Regions from separate parts of the Homo sapiens genome. Here region 1 is linked to region 2. The links are chromatin contacts, found by Hi-C or POLR2A ChIA-PET in ENCODE. All regions are on one chromosome and are shown on one strand. Each heading gives the region's core, a stretch centred on a gene start or an enhancer-like site at or near the end of the contact. The rest is flanking DNA. Distances are from core to core; before and after follow the strand shown.

The links. Hi-C counts contacts between places; a loop is a spot of excess contacts on that map. ChIA-PET counts read pairs that join two places held with the same protein, here RNA polymerase II (POLR2A). Pooled maps may share reads with other maps.
Region 1: a map of endothelial cell of umbilical vein shows a loop between it and region 2 (7-fold over the local background). The contact joins the promoter of CALCRL here to the enhancer-like site in region 2. A Hi-C loop is called at or near these places in 11 of 168 maps with a recorded cell type or tissue (MCF 10A, Right ventricle myocardium inferior, endothelial cell of umbilical vein and 3 more), 3 of 37 single-sample maps with no recorded cell type and 9 of 50 pooled maps. POLR2A ChIA-PET finds 5 or more read pairs at or near these places in 4 of 52 experiments (GM12878, OCI-LY7, activated T-cell and 1 more).

Annotation. Positions count from the first base shown.
Region 1 is chr2:187,446,405-187,449,714 of GRCh38, reverse strand. CALCRL (calcitonin receptor like receptor) reads left to right here and starts at 1,463. Exons shown (of 15, transcript NM_005795.6): 1 at 1,463-1,676. The region is part of intron 2 of CALCRL-AS1 (CALCRL and TFPI antisense RNA 1); the gene reads right to left.
Region 2 is chr2:187,402,193-187,405,517 of GRCh38, reverse strand. All of the region lies in intron 1 of CALCRL (calcitonin receptor like receptor), which reads left to right. The region is part of intron 2 of CALCRL-AS1 (CALCRL and TFPI antisense RNA 1); the gene reads right to left. Among named protein-coding and RNA genes, the nearest start is that of CALCRL, 44 kb to the left of the region's middle. RefSeq lists silencers at 1-30, 770-970. Within about 2 kb of position 1,402, at least 2 of the 41 ENCODE cell types and tissues checked have a DNase peak (open chromatin) inside an H3K27ac peak, as active enhancers do; they include endothelial cell of umbilical vein, where a contact is called at or near this core.

The DNA of each region.
Region 1 (3,310 bases), core at 214-2,713, 44 kb before region 2:
ATGAAAGTATATCTATTTTTTATATGTCTGTATTTTGTAATCAATATTGATCTCACTGGTCTTAAAATCAAAGATTGTATAAACATTTTCTTCCACTAATTCAGACAATAAAAATGTCAACATGAGCACCCTGCTTTAAAAACATGATATTCCTGAATTTATTTTGCCTTTACCTCCTTTGTCTGCCTACAAGGTGTATGGCACCTCATTTTATCCTGGAATTGCACTAACAATTTACTAAGAGTTGAATGATCCTCACCGTATCTTATCTATTTCAAAATGTTATGAAATTTGTCGATTCAAAGCCTTAGACATAAAATCTATCTCTTCTAGTTTATAGATGAGAAAATTTATGCCCTGATAAATTAAGTGACTTTTAGTGCTGTTTAGGTTATAGGGATTATAATTATTGCTTCATATCGAACATTTACCAAATTATAAAAATGATAAAAGCATTTTAAATTTACATTTTCCCCTGATCATATCCAATGATGTATTAAACATATTCAGGAAAAACTATGCTTTGAGATGAAATTTTGTCTAAGAAATAAAGTATCCTTTGTATTTATATTATTTTATAATATTATGTTTACAACATCTATATTTTCTTTAAGATTATATTGACTTACAAATATTGTGGTATAAATTATTTTATATTATAAATAACATAATTATACCAAATATTTTTAAATGTGTGCAATAATTTTAAAATTATGAATTATTCAAAAGGCTATTTTGTCAAATATATATACTTATATATTATAAAAGAAACACTCTATACACACACATACACAACCTGAATTTATAACACATACACTCATGTTCTTATGAAGAAGGTAAAGGAAAAAATAAAAGATTTAAAAACTGCAGGATAAAGTTTCTTGATCTAATTAACTGATTAGGAACTGCACTTAGGAACTGATGGAGGAACAGCACCCAATTAGCAGAGCTCCAAATTAAGAAGAGCCAAATCACAAAACCAGTTATGATGAATACAGTTAATTTTTTTTTCTGTGTTGTGCTATGAACACAGATTTGTTAGATTTTTTTTCCTGGATACTTTGTAAGCTATAATTCAACACACACACACACACACACACACACACACACACACACACGCCTAACTCCTTTGATTCTTTGAGCAGAATACTATATTCAGATTTCCTTCAAATCACAAGTAGCTTGTTTGGCAAGTTCTAACAGAACTCAGTCAAGGTGAAAGCCAGCCAGCTTTTTACTGGTAACAATGTATTCACACAGCCTATGATCTCTCTCTGTTCAGGCTGCTTCTTGCTCTTGTCTCACAATAAGAAAGGAGTGCTGCTTTCCTGGGGTATGCTATTTGAGAAAGAAAGTAACCTAACACTAACTGCAGGCGGGGTCAGAGTGATGTAACAGGAAGCTCTGATGTTTCCCTTCTGCTGCTGATCACTTACAATCTGACAACACTTACAATCTACTCAGAACAACCTCTCTCTCTCCAGCAGAGAGTGTCACCTCCTGCTTTAGGACCATCAAGCTCTGCTAACTGAATCTCATCCTAATTGCAGGATCACATTGCAAAGCTTTCACTCTTTCCCACCTTGCTTGTGGGTAAATCTCTTCTGCGGAATCTCAGAAAGTAAAGTTCCATCCTGAGAATATTTCACAAAGAATTTCCTTAAGAGCTGGACTGGGTAAGTGCACATTCAAAATAAATATATTTATTCTAAGTAGTATTCTCATATAGTTTGGCAATGTTTCTATTATAGAATTTAGTAGATAGCACTGAAATAATGTTGAAACATAGTCTCACTTATTTCACATGCTAGAGAAAATACAGCCTACTACCCCAACATGAATACAAAATCTAATACTACTAGATAATATTGTTTACCATGGTATTCTAGAAAATAAATTTAGCAAGTATTAAAAATCTAAATGGATTAAAAGACATATTTCTGAACAAATACCTTAATCACAGAACAATGTCTTTTAAAATTAGCTCTAATATTAGCTAAGCTTGAATCTTGACAACTGGAAAACATTTCTCCCCCCGGAAGGGTCTTTAAACTTTCCATGTTATCAGCTGTAAGAAAGAGGTGAAAGAATAACTACTTAATGGGTCTCGGAGTCTCACTTACTCTGTGGTTGATCATAATGCAGAGTTTTGAAAAGTAATCACTTTGTATTTATTACATTTGCTTTTATTTGCCTTTCACCTTTATTTACACATATATCTGTAACTACTGAACTAATTTTTGTGTTCATTGTTGCCAGATGTGTTTAAATCTCTCTTCTGCTAACCCTGAACTGTTTGCTCTTTATTTGGATCATGGTGTCGGCTACAAAGAAAAAAAAAAACCTAGAGTTTAGGAAATGTAGATTTTTAAAACAATTCTTAATTTTGAAATCTTTAAGAGAATACTTCAACTTGACTGGTTCCCCTCTGCAAGCTTTTGGAGGGGGGTGTGATACCACGATATCTGTGGATAAAGAAACGTGACAGCTTTCCCAAAGAAGTATATTAGACGATTAAACAAAGAAATTAAAGTATTTATTAAAAAAGAATTTCCAGGATGGAACTTACTGAAATGTTGGATAAAACATCTGTTAATGCTCATTCCGATAGTACAGACTGTCCTGAACAATTTAAGAAACTAATGTCTGCTTAATAAATTGTTTGTGTAGATATATCACAAATTTGTTGCTGGAGAAAGTTTGATGTCAAATTTTAAATGATGTTGATAGATATGATTTTTAAGTTATATATTTTCTTACCTAAATGCAATTATACTTTCCAAGATGTCCTGCATTGGAAGCATCCTGTACTTAATCACTTATATCTGGCACATTAATAATAGACTACAAACATCCTGAGTAACTCCTCAGTAATTTACAACTCAATTTTTCCACAAATTCCTCAATATAATGAAAATTTAAATTAATTCTTAGATTTGTGATTCTTTAAGAGTATCATGGCTGATTTCTCTCTCTTTTCAATCTTCAGTTGTACTGAGTTCCCTGACACATGTGTAGAAATGGGAAAAGTGTTTTTAGAATGTGACTTTAGCCATTATATAAATGGGGGAGAAAGTGGAAACAACACATTTACTAACCCAATGACGTGGGTTAGTAACAAAAATTAAAACAACATTATTTTTAATTCAGATTATTTTCTTAGGAGGTATTATATTATGATCATATTTTATAATGAGAAACTCTCCAAACTTCCTTAATTTTTGTTTAATTGCTAGTCCCAAACCCATAATTTTCTTGTATAATTTGATTAAATTTTTATGAGTTTACTAACAGTATGGTTTATAATCTT
Region 2 (3,325 bases), core at 153-2,652:
AGATGAGACTTTAACACTGGTGTTTATTACCACTCTTAGAAGGGAAGGTTAATATATATTTAAAAGGTACTCCGTAACAAAGCAGAGTGTTATGCATACAGAGACAATTAGTATTGGTGAGAAAACAAGTGATTTTGGAGACAGTGCCCATCCTTATTCACGCTAAAATATGTTAAAATCCTACCATGTGTTCATGAGCTCACAAAGCCTCCTTTACAGAAAGCTGGGAAAGTTGGCATTGTTAAATGTTCACATATAATTTTACTCAAAATTATAAGTCTTCTAACTGAGGCCAATTAAACCAAACCAAGACATTCCATTTCTGCTGCAGGGGAGAGACCACCACTTACTTAGCAGTTATCACTTCCTAGTCCTTGTGATATGGAATTGTGTGGGTTATTACATTTAACCCCCACAATATACTTATGAGACATGTATTTCCCCATCTTAGAGCTACAGAAGGTAAAGCTTACAGGTTAGGTTTCTGCCTGCATTCCAGTTAGGAAATACTGCAGTTCCACAGCTGGTATCCAAACCCTAGTATCCAAACTCAGAGTCGCTCCGTGTGAAACCTGTGCTCTCTGCCCTGTGTCTCGCTTCCTACTGCTCTATCTTTTTTTTCCTCTGGTACAAGTCCCTACTGCTATTATTTTTCATTGTTGTTATCTGCTGTCTAAAGCAGCATACTATTCAGATACCCATACTGACTCCTGCTCCAGAAAGCCTCATTCATGTGAGTTTTCTAGCCATAGCCTCCACCAGTGTCCATCAGATGCTGTTTCTTTTTTACTTACTTTCGTCGTCTTTTTTTTTTCTTTTGAGATTGCCATTGTTATTGCAGCTCAGAAAGAATTTAGTAAGGAAACTCCTCACTGGAAAGACAGACACACACGGTAAACTACGAGCCAAGCTGCAGTTTGAGAAAAATACTCCAGCAGTGCATGGGATTCATTTTGAAATGACCAAGATAGACCCCAGGATGTTATGGTTGTGTTTTCTACAAAAAAAAAAAATAAATAAAAGTGTTTATAAGATACCTAGGGAACCATTTCATATCATTAATTTTTTAGATGATTTGAACTTTTATAAAAAACTTTATTTTCTGTAGTGACATTTTTCTCTTTGTTAGGAAAACAAAATCTTACTTTGGTGGACAGATTTTTCACTAGATGTTTTTATTTAATAGAGTAACTTTTTAAGACACTATTGCTTCTTTAGTTTCTTCAGGGTATTTTATATTTTGATAAAAATGCACCATCTTAAGATTCGGTGAGGGAGGGACAGTCACATTAGGAAAATGTTTCGCTGTTGTTGTTAAGGTCTATTAAACTCTGTCAAGCATGACGGGGCATTTTTTTTTAACACATCCTGGTCCAGTTAAGGGTGCAAATCAGAAAAAGTGCTTGGCACAACAATTTAGCAGGAAAGAAAGCTATTTTAAAAGTCTTTTGGGAACATGTTTGTGAAACAGGAAAAAACATACAATTGAGTTGATAATAGCACTTGGTAAAGGTTAGGCTCACTGAAATGGATTTGCCATCTTTTTTCACAGGGAACGTGTTGTTCTTAAGCGGCAGTTCTCACTTAAGCACAGCTTAATTCAGCAAGGATCTCCTTCCTGTGCAACTTCTTTTACACTGGAAGATCTATTTTTAAATTATAACCCAGACTTAGTCAGAGGAGTAAATGATTAAAAATAAGCTGCGTTTGGTATGTGTAAAATTACAGCAGTTCATGGTACTTTGTCTAGTAAATGACTGAAGTCACATTTCCAGGTTTCCACTTATTAATTTCCCCAGAGACCTCAAGCTTCTCACAGGCCTGTCCTTTTACCTCTAGTTACACAGCTGCACTCACTTCTGTACCCATGCCTTTGTACTTTTAGTTCCTTGTACCTAGCAAACTCTGCCCTTTATCCAGTTCACCTTGTTACTAACTTTGAATTCCTTAAACACGAATGTTTTGAAATATGTTATAATTCAATTCCAATACATGTTTTAGCACATACTGCCTTTCCAAACAAAATGTCACCTTTCTTTAACTGCAAATGTGTCCTATGACGATGGGCGTGAAACTTCTATTTCAAGGCCCTCCTTTGCTGATCTACAGAACTGTGCAGAAAAACCCTCCTGGACAATTTTTTCTTCAAGATGTGAGAACTGCACTCAGGTATTTCCCCACCACCCATTTTATTCTATGGTATTCTCTATAGTAGTGATTGGAACCCACTCAGATACCCATGATTGAATTTCAGGAATCCATTTACTTTACTTGCACTTGCCAAGCTCTCACATCCTTATACACGAAACCTTTTAAAATAACTCTTTTAAATATTTTTCTGCATCATACCAGTTTAAGGCTTCTGTAACAAATTGCCATAGACTTGGTGGGTAAAACAACAAACATTTATTTTTTACATTTCTGGAGCATGGAAGTCTGAAATTAGGGTGCCAGCATGGTTGGATTCTTGGTGAGGGCCCTCTTCCGGGTTGTATCTTCACATGGTCTCTCCTTGGTGCATGCAGAGAGAGATTGCCTATCTCTTTCTTTCTCTTTTCATAAGGATGTTAATCCCATCACTTCGTCTAAACCCAATTATCTCCCAAAAGCCCCACCTCCAAATACCATCATATTTCATGTTTCTAAAATGAAAATTTTGTCATATGGCTCTACTGCATAATTTTCCTACAATTATTATTCATTTTATGCAACAGCATTAGCAAATATATGGAATACATGCCATTCCTTCTCAGGATGCTGCCATGGCAGACATCGTTAATGACTCAGGAGACTCTTTCTGATTCACTGGACTAGATTAACTTTAACATTGCTCAGTGTAGCAGTTCTGGCTGCCACTACCAGCAAATCAGAGTAGATATTCAAAATGAAAATATCTATCCTAGAGCATTAAATCAAAACTCCTCAGTACAACAGAAAGTACCATTAATCTGCTTTTCTGTCTTACTGGAAAGCCTCATCTCTCATCTCATGTATCCTGCATCTCTCAAGCACCTGGTATGTCCACACTCCAGAAAAGTATCATATTCTCTACGTAGATGTCTCTCTCTCTCTCTCTCACATACACACACACACACACTCACAAACATACTTCCTCCATGTAAAATGCATCATTCCAGCTGATCAATTAGACACATAAAATTTAATTGAGTACCTATAATACTTTATTACTCATATTTGTACATATCATTCTACTCCTACAAAGTTTTAAGTATCTCTGAAAACAGAAATTTTTAGCATTTCTGGATCCCTAGAACTTAATATAACTTTTGGAACATATGAGGTTTTAAATAAATGTTTGAATGAA